2 separate regions of the Homo sapiens genome follow, and region 1 is linked to region 2. The links are chromatin contacts, found by Hi-C in ENCODE. All regions are on one chromosome and are shown on one strand. The core of a region is the stretch at or near the end of the contact, and the rest is flanking DNA. Distances in the headings are between cores, read along the strand shown.

The links. Hi-C counts contacts between places; a loop is a spot of excess contacts on that map. Pooled maps may share reads with other maps.
Region 1: a map of OCI-LY7 shows a loop between it and region 2 (6-fold over the local background). The contact joins the promoter of LINC01215 here to the enhancer-like site in region 2. A Hi-C loop is called at or near these places in 1 of 168 maps with a recorded cell type or tissue (OCI-LY7), 1 of 37 single-sample maps with no recorded cell type and 2 of 50 pooled maps.

What each region holds. Positions count from the first base shown.
Region 1 is chr3:108,123,814-108,128,705 of GRCh38, reverse strand. It overlaps LINC01215 (long intergenic non-protein coding RNA 1215), which reads right to left and starts at 3,642. Exons shown (of 2, transcript NR_110030.1): 1 at 3,564-3,642. RefSeq lists enhancers at 2,630-2,729, 3,230-3,309, 3,530-3,579, 3,860-3,999, 4,070-4,119 and 2 more.
Region 2 is chr3:106,254,195-106,258,856 of GRCh38, reverse strand. No RefSeq gene overlaps it. Among named protein-coding and RNA genes, the nearest start is that of CBLB, 390 kb to the right of the region's middle. RefSeq lists an enhancer at 1,798-2,157. Within about 2 kb of position 1,981, at least 4 of the 41 ENCODE cell types and tissues checked have a DNase peak (open chromatin) inside an H3K27ac peak, as active enhancers do; they include OCI-LY7, where a contact is called at or near this core.

The DNA of each region.
Region 1 (4,892 bases), core at 2,393-4,892, 1.9 Mb before region 2:
GAGTGGCACTTCCTCACTCACTGGCTCTTCTCTCTCCTGCCACTATGTGAAGAAGGTCCTTGGTTTCTCTTTGTCTGCCGCCATGATTCTAAGTATGAGGCTCCCCCAGCAATGTGGAAATGTGAATCAGTTAAACCTCTTTCCTTTATAAATTGCCCAGGCTCAGGTATTTTTTTACAGCAGTGTGAAAATGGACTAATACATTGCCCCACCTTGATCAGTCTCCCTTTATCTTTCCCAGGTGTGACCCCCTCCTCCTCATACACTCGTAATTCTGCTTCCTGGAGAATCCAAACTGATACCTATACCTACTATGGATATGACTACTTAAATATACCAAGCACTTATCATGAGTGGGCACATACAACATGACCAAAGAGGCAAAGTGCTAGGTTGGCTTTTGCATCAGAGAATATTGATTAAAATCCCAGGCACAAATCATAGAGTGGCTTCGAACTAGTGTCTTATTCTTAAGGTGAGGATGATCATGGTGATACCTGATGGGACTGTGTGAGGATTAAATGAGATAATCATGAAGTTGATTTCTAAACTATTATGCACTGTATTACTTTTAGTTGTCACTATTATTTTATAATTTCAAGCAATTTTACATATCAATTACCAGCTGATTAATTAACATTCCTTTATAAATATTTATTAAGCCTTCACCATGTAACTGGTACTGGTCTAGGAACTGAGGAAGGCAAAGTTCCTGCTCTAGTGAATCTCAGATTTTCTAAATTAATCAAGTAAATATGAGTTTCATTTAAAATAAACTAAGCAACAGGTCGCTAACATAGGTGGTCATATCTTTGCTTGGTTCGATTCTAATAGCAGCTTGGATTCGTCCCAGGATTTGTCTTTGTTGATCTTTCCTGCTGAACTACCTTTTCTTTCTTTCGGTTTCACCATCCTTGATGCTGTGAATCCTGCAGGGAGCTAACAGGCTGGTGTGATAGCTTCTTACTACACCTACAGCTCAGCGAGTCCCGCCACTTGCTTTATACACTTTGATTTTTCTCTTTGCTTCTCTCTCCTATCTGACCCCCCTTTTCCTGAACACTTGCTGCCCCCTATTTCTCTTTTCTTCACTTTTGCTTTACTTCTTTTGCTGCCCCATTCCGTGGGAGACCCTATCTCTGTTTCTTCAGGTGGCCCTGTGGGTGTGAAAGAACAAACTTCTGGGCAGGCATACACCAGTGGTACACCAGCGGTACACAGGAAGACACCCCTCCCAGGAAACAATACCTCTGCCTCTGACACTTCCGGGAGCCTTGTAGCCACAGGAATCAACACATGTCTCTGCAACACTTCAAATTAACTCAGGCCTCAACAAGGCAGAGAGGGGTGTAGCCATACAGGCATGATCAGGGCCAGCTTATCACCATTCACTGGGAGACTGGCTGGAATGTGGATGTGCCGAGTGAAAAGTCAAATGTCTGCCTAATAGCAGAGCCCTCCACTCTGAAACACAAATGGCCCACTACATTCCTCACTCATAATTTTTAAAAATTTTTTAAAAAAATCTTTTACCCTAATGTCCAGTAGGCTATTGAACACTAGCTATCAATTTTTTGCCCTATGCCCTACAGTTAAAAATAAATGGCCAGGCAGGGTGGCTCACACCTGTAATCCCAGCACTTTGGGAGGCTGAGGCGGGCAGATCACAAGGTCAGGAGATCGAGACCATCCTGGCCAACATGGTGAAACCCCGTCTCTACTAAAAATACAAAAATTAGCTGGGTATGGTGGCATGCCTGTAGTTCCAGCTACTTAGGAGGCTGAGGCAGGAGAATTGCTTGAACCCGGGAGACAGGTTGCAGTGAGCTGAGATCATGCCACTGCACTCCAGCCTGGGTGACAGAACGAGACTCCATCACAAAATAAACAAATAAATAAATGTGTGTGCATAAATATGTACACACATATACATATGTATATTTTATATACACAAGTATTTGTATATCTAAAACCAGTTTCACAAAACAGTACCCTCATTACATGCATAGCTCAAATTTTTTAATTTCTTTATAATCTAGTTATCTTAATAACTTTTTAAAATGCTGGTTTTGACCTAGAGATTTTTAACCTTGTGTGTGTGTGTATATGTGTTTGTGTGTGTGTGTGTATCTGTTTGTGTGTATGTGTGTGTGTGTATGCATGTGTGCACGTGCCATTTCTACCCCATGTGATGAAGCCTATGGATCCTTTCTTGTAGTGTTTTTAAATGCATAAAGCAAAACTCTTAGGCTTACAAAGGAAATCAATGATATTGAAATACAATTCTATCCTTGGGCCTCTTGTGGGGAAAGGGCAGTGTCCACAGACCCAGGTTAAGAATCTCTGCATGGGTAAATTGATTTCCCAGCTGACTGCTGAGCCACAACCTGCAGTTTGGAAAATAAGGCTGTACAAAGCCTCAGAACATTTTGTTGTAGTTAAGTATTTCAGATGCTTATTATCCTGTCACGGTTTTAACCCTCTTTTCCCTCCCTTTCCCCATGCTCCCTCTATCCAGTCACCCACACCCCACCACATGCACATGCATGTGTACTCACTTACATGCATGCACATATATGTTGCCACATATCCACATACACATAGGCACACACATGCACAGGCACACACATGCAGATCTTAGGTCACATATCTGGAATGAGATGAGGCACTAGACCACTGGGTCCAGCCCCTCCTGTGACCCCAGTCCCACTCCCTGACTGCCTCTGTGTCACAGCTCCTCTGGCTCCTGCCTCAGAACTACTCTAGTGGCTCATTATCTCTGCAGGGCAGCGCTCACCATCACGACTTTCTTGTTTTCTTTCACAGCATTGTGAGCCAATAGGTGCATTCTGCCTCAGAATAGTGGTGGAGACTGGTGGTGGCACAGCCCAGAGCTCTTGACGTTTATTTTCTCAGGCTTCAGTGAACCTTCTGTGGCAGGTGTTTCCTTTTGATAGGCGGCAGTTCCTCCCTGGGTCACTCCAGCCTGCAGCTGAAGCCCTCACTTAGCTCACTGTGGCTGTACTGAACACACCACCTCCCAACATGGAGCAGCCTAGCCAGGGGGTGCGGGAAGGAAAGATGGTTGCTGCCACAAATGAATGACTCAGCTACCTTCTCCAATGGTTTGATATTGACGTTTCCTCCTGTCATAGCAAAAATGCCCAGGTGAACTGTTTTCTCCATCGCATGTAGAAAGATGATGGTTGTCTGAACTGGTTCCAGGTAATGGACAGTGGTAAGCGCTCCCTTCTCTTATAGTATGTTATGGATTGAAGTGTGTCTCCCCACAAAAAGATATTACTGGAGTCCTAACCCTGAATATTTCAGAATGTGACCTTATTTGGAGATAGTGTGTTTACTGAGGTAATCAAATTTAAATGAGGTCATTACAGTCTCTAATCCAATAAGACTAGTGTCTTATAACAGAAACGAACGCTTACAGAGGGAAGACAATGTAAAGAGACACATGGAGAAGATGGCTGTATTTCCATTCTCATGCTGCTATAAGGACATACCCAAGACTGGGTAATTTATAAAGGCAAGAGGTTTAATTAACTCACAGTTCAGCATGGCTGGGGAGGCCTCAGGAAACTTAGAATCACGGCAGAAGGGGAAGCAAACACGTCCTTCTTCAAGTGGTGGCAGGAAGAGAACTGAGTGAGTAAAATGAGGAAAGTCCCCTTATCAGATCTCCTGAGAACTCACTCACTTTCACGAGAACAGCGTGAAGGTAACTGCCCCCATGATTCAATTACCTCCCCCGGGTCCCTTCCATGACACGTGGAGATTATGGGAACTACAATTCAAGATGGGGTTTGGGTGAGGACACAGCCAAACCATATCAACAGCCATCTGTAAGCCAAGGAGAGAGGCCTGGAACAGATACTTCCCTCGCAGCTCCCAGAAGGAGCCAATCCTGCCGACACCTTGATTTCAGACTTCTGGCCTCCAGATTGTGAGACAAGAACAGCAACTCGGCCTGTGTTCTCTGCCCTTGAGGTTGAAACAGGGAGCAGAAGGTTTTTTTTCCCCTCTGTGTTGCAGCATGGAGTTCTGAATGACAGATGAGGGGTTGATCACCCTCCACACCCATGCTAAGCCTTATGGCTTCACGGGGTTCAGGCTTCCTGTGTTCAGTCTTCTGTGTTGCCAGAAAAATTTGCATACTCCCATGGACAAAGAAAGCAGCAGAGGAGAAAGAAGAGCTTTCATTCACTTCCTCTTTGGGGTGAGAGCAAGTCTGAATGCTCTAGAATTGATTCTATTAGAAAAACTCTCTGACCCCAAATATGAATATTTTCACCACACCCAATACTCATAATTTTAAAAATAGATCTTTTGAGTTTCATCCTGACTAGTAACCTAAAGATCACTGACTTCTGATTTATTTTTTTATCATGCTCTACAGTTAGAAATGCAAACATATAGACTAGAGAGGGCCACAGAGGTGTTTGATCCCATCACTTCATGTAGGTAGGAAGATGTTGAACCCCTGAGAGGGGTCGGAACTTGTCCAAGATCACACAGCAGGCAGAGTACATCAGGACCTCAAACCCATATCTTCTGCCCTCTCCTCCTAAGGTCTCCATCACTAACACCCTGTCACGGTCCATCCTGCTAAGGAAGTCTCTACTATAAAATCCCATACCTTGAAAATTAATTGTTTTTCCACTCACACGTTACCACCCTTCCCTCCTGCAAACATTTGGAAGTTGAAAGGTCGCACAGCCTTCATGAAATTAACCAGAAGAATTGAAAGGAAGCTGATGACAAAAGTACTTCAAAATCTGTTTTTCATGAAAACAGCTTTTTCTTTTCCCCCTCAGATCAAACTGAATTTTTCTTTTTATTTTTGCGGTATTCTTCTAATTGTGCCTTTTTAAATGTGT
Region 2 (4,662 bases), core at 732-3,231:
TCGCCATTCTAACGAAAACTGGATTCTTATTGCACTAATGCAAACAACTATATTGCCATAAGAATACTCATCGTTTCCAAATTCTAGAGGAACCAGGCAGAGAGAAACAAACATGCTCCAAATCTTGATTACAGGAGTGTATACCTTACTTAATTATTAAAGGCTGTAAATAGTTCAAAAGTTTCATTGACTCTGAAAAAGAAGGATCAGCAATATTCCAAGCAAAAGTCAAAAAGGTTGCTTCAGCTTCCTGAGTTCAGTCTATTTAATTAACTGTTGTTTTTCTTGATATTCGTAAACATTTCAGCTCTTCACAAGTCCTGCTCATTTTCCTTTATTAAAATGTTACAGTATCCAAAGTTATCGGAAGTCTGTATTTGAGAGCACCTGTTAAAATCTTATAGCCAATTATAAACCATCTTTTGAAAAGGATTAAAACAAGACAATAATTATCTGTGAATAGCAAAATGTCCAGGGTAGTCACAGTCAAAAACACAATTGACAACAAAGTTTGGTTATCTCCGTGGTTTACGATAACTTAACAACCTTAATTATGATTGATAGCATACACTTATACATTAAAATTTTAGAAATCCCATACAATTTTGGGACATATGTTAGCATTATTCACAAAAATATAACCTAAAGAAGATTGAGCATAATTTTGGCAATCCCATGTACCTAAACTTGTGAAATAATCCTGCTTACCTCTCTTTTCCGGACACTTCAGTGGCTCTCCGAAGTATTTGAAAAGCCAGGTGCCAGGGAAGACAATTTTGAAACTGAAGTTTGATTTGGGGAATGCTGTTAAATGTTCAAGATTTAAAACACTTGATATTACGAAATAGAAATCCAGATTACCATAAATTATTTATTTTGCCAAAATGATGACTCAGAAATTTTAAAGAAGCAAAAGCCTTTGATAACCCTTTACAAATTTTGCCAAAGAGAAGATTAGTACCTTAGAAAAACCTTGTTATGCTTTTATTTTGAAGCTCAATTTATATTGAGAAAAAACATGTAATACTTTTTTTAATTTAGTCAATATGCTCACACTGAGAACCTCTTCTGCAAGATTAATTTCCAAAATTTTTCCACCACTTCTTTGAAACTTCAGCTTTTTCCTAATTTAACTCAATATAATCCTTTAACCCTAGGCCAAAGTTTACATTTCCATGTCTTCTTATAACCTTTTACAAAACACATACACACACACACACACACACACACACACACACACGATTTTACTGTTCTTATACACCTTGCATGTAAATCTGTTTTCAGTAGTCTCAATTACATGTTATAATGGTAACTCCTAGCAATTGTTAACTTTAAGGTAAAACTTGGTACATTAGCTTTAATTATGTGCTAACTACAGTCAAGGTTTGCCTTCTTAGTTAAGGGCATGGTTAGTTCCATATATCCCCAGGCCTTACCAATTGTGAAGCAGGCAAGACAGACAGTTCTCAAAACCCAAAAAGCAGTTCGTAACCTCAAAACACTTAGCAAACCTTGCATCCGGCCTGCATTTTACCAATAGTCCTTGGGGCTGTTTTTATTTCTCAAAGATTACAGTCACAGAACTGGAAGGTACCATAGCTTTTATTTCTTAAAATTATTAGATCCAGGCACTTGTCTTTCTTTACGCCAAAGTAATTAGAGCTCTTCTTTTTTTTTTTTTTTTGAGACAGTCTTTCTCTGTTGCTGAGGCTGAAGTGCAGTGGCGTGATCTCAGCTCACTGCAACCTCTGCCTCCCGGGTTCAAGCAATTCTCCTGCCTCAGCCTCCAGAGTAGATGGGATTACAGGTGCACGCCACCATGCCCAGCTAATTTTTTGTATTTTTAGTAGAGACGGGGTTTCACCATGCTGGCCAGGGAGCTCTTTTTACAGACATCATACGTAGAGCACACACAGACAAGCAGAAGAAAAGTCAGTCGCTGGATGGGGCCCTTTAAGAGATAGGGCCACATGCAGATATCAAACCAGAAAGAACCATTCCCTAAGGCAGGGTTGCTAAACAAAACCAAAAAAACTTTAAAGGTTAATTTGTTGATGGGGTAGAGTAGGGGAAAGAAAAGAAACAGTTTAAAAATATCTGGGGAAGAACCTCTTATTCTTAGGCAAGTGGTTCCTCCGCTGGGGAGAAAAGTTTAATTACTGTCCCGTGGAGTTGAAACCGTTTGGCTGGGGAAGGGGAAAGCTGCTGCAGCATGGCTGGGAACCAGCCTGCTGGCTGTGTGGGACCCTTGGGCACCGCGTCCCAGCCCCAGCATGGAGGTGGGAGGGGCTGAGAGCTGTTGCTCCTTGGTTCTTCCTGAGAAAGGAAGGAAAAGGCCATGAAAAGGCCCCCAACCCCCAGGAGTGGAGAGGGATGGGGGTTCAAACCCCAGAAGCGACAAGGAGTGGGGGTGCAGTTTCTTGTAAGTTCAGACGTCTGAGGTTGAAAAGGCTTAGAAATCACAGTGAGAGGTTTTGAGTTCCCATTTCACTCACCACTTCTGGAGCCCCTCATTTGCGGCAAAAACGTTGCATAACTTTTCCTTAGTTCAGGTAAAAATGTGGGGGCTCTTGTCTGTCCAACAGCCATGAAAATTTAGGCTCACAGACAGTTTAAAGGGTGAGTAAAGCAGGGTTTTATTGGGTGAAAAGGGCCGGGGGGCGGGTGGGGAAAGGACACGGATCCTCCACACGGCCAGAGTACCCTGCTAGAGCACTTCCCACCTGGCTATTTGAATCTCAGGTTCCGCACAGGAAGAGGAGGGGCTGGGCTCCTCCGCATTGCAAAGGGTGCAAACTTTCTGAGGTTCCAGTCCAGTGGGCAGGCTGGTTAGAGTTCCTCTAGGGGCCCCCTCCCACCTGGCTGTCTCACTTACAACTTCCCTGTTCTGTATGATGTTGTCTATGAGTTTGTCATACATGACTTGTATTATTTTGAGGTATGTTCTTCTGATGCCTAGTTTCTTGAGGGTCTTTATTATGACAGGATGTTGAATTTTACTGGAAGCTTTTTCTGTGTCTATTGAAATGATCATATGGTTTTAGTTTTTAATCCTGTTTATGTGGTGAATAACATTCATTGATTTTTATATGTTGAACCAACCTTTCATCCCAGGATTAAAGGCTACTTGATTGTGCTGAATTAACTTTGTGATGTGCTGCTTGATTTGGTTTACAAGTATTTTGTAGAGGATTTTTGCATCTATGTTCATCAAGAATATTTGCTTGTAGGTTTCTTTTGTTGTTATTGTGTCTTTGCCACCTTTTGGTATCAGTATGATGCTGACTTTGTAGAATGATAGGGAGGAATACCTCCTCCTCGATTTTTTGAAATAGTTTCAGTAGAGCTGGTACCAACTCTTTGTATATCTTGTAGAATTTGGAGGAAATCCATCTGGTCCAAGGTTTTTTCTTTTCCTTTTTCTTTCCTTCTTTCTTTCTTTTTTTTTTTTTTTTTAGTTGGTATGTTTTTTAAATTACTGATTCAATTTTGGAACTCAATACTGGTCTGTTTAAATTTCTTCCTAATTCAAACTTGAGAAGTTGTGTGTTTTCAGGAATTTATCAATTTCCTCTAGATTGTCTAGCTTCTCTGCATAGAGATGTTTATAATAGTATCTGAGTATCCTTTATATTTCTGTAGGATCAGTTGTAATGTGACCTGTGCCTTTTCTGATTGTGCTTATTTGGATTTTCTCTCTTTCTTTGTTAATATAATTAACATTCTATCAATCTTGTCTATCCTTCCAAACAACTAACTTTTTGGTTTCATTGATTCTTCGTATGAATTTTTGGTCTAAATTCCATTTAGTTCTGCTCTCATTTTGGTTATTTATTTTCTTCTGCTAAGTTTGGTTTTTATTAGTTCTTGTTTTTACTAGTTCTACGTGTGATGTTAGATTGTTATTTTGAGATCTTTTTAATTTGTTGATGTAGACATTTAGCAATATAAAATTTCCTCTTAACACTGCTTTTGCTGCATCCCAGAGATTTTAGTATGTTATATCTCTGTTTTTATTTATTTCAAAGACTGTTTTGATTTCAGCCTTAATTTCATTTTTTACCTGAAAGCCATTTAGGATCAAGTTACTTAATTTCTGTCATTGTGTGATTTTCAGAGATCTTCTTGGTAATGATTTCTATTTTTATTCACCTTTGGTCTCAGAGTATGGTTGATGTAATTTTGAATTTTTAAAAACTTAACTGAGACTTGTTTTATGGTCAAGCATGTGGTTGATCTTTGAGTTTGTTTCATGTGCAGATGAGAATAATATATATTCTGTGTTTGATGAGTGGAGGTGTTTGTTAGGTCCAACTGGTTAAGTGTCAAATTTAACTCCAAAATTTGTTTGTTAATTTTCTGCCTTGAGGACCTGTCTAATGCTGTCAGTGGTGTGTTGAAGTCCCCCATTATTATTGGGTAGCTTTCCACATCTTTTCATATGTATAGAAATACTTGTTACATGACTGTGGTGCCCCAAAGTTGGGTGCATATATATTTAAGGTAGTTAAGTCTTTCTGTTGAATTGAACCCTTTATCATTATATAATGACCTATTTTGTCCTTTTTTACTGTTACTGGTTTAAAGTATATTTTATCTGATATAAGAATAGTAATCCCTGCTCATTTTTGTTTATCGTTTGAGTGATAAATTTTTCTCTAA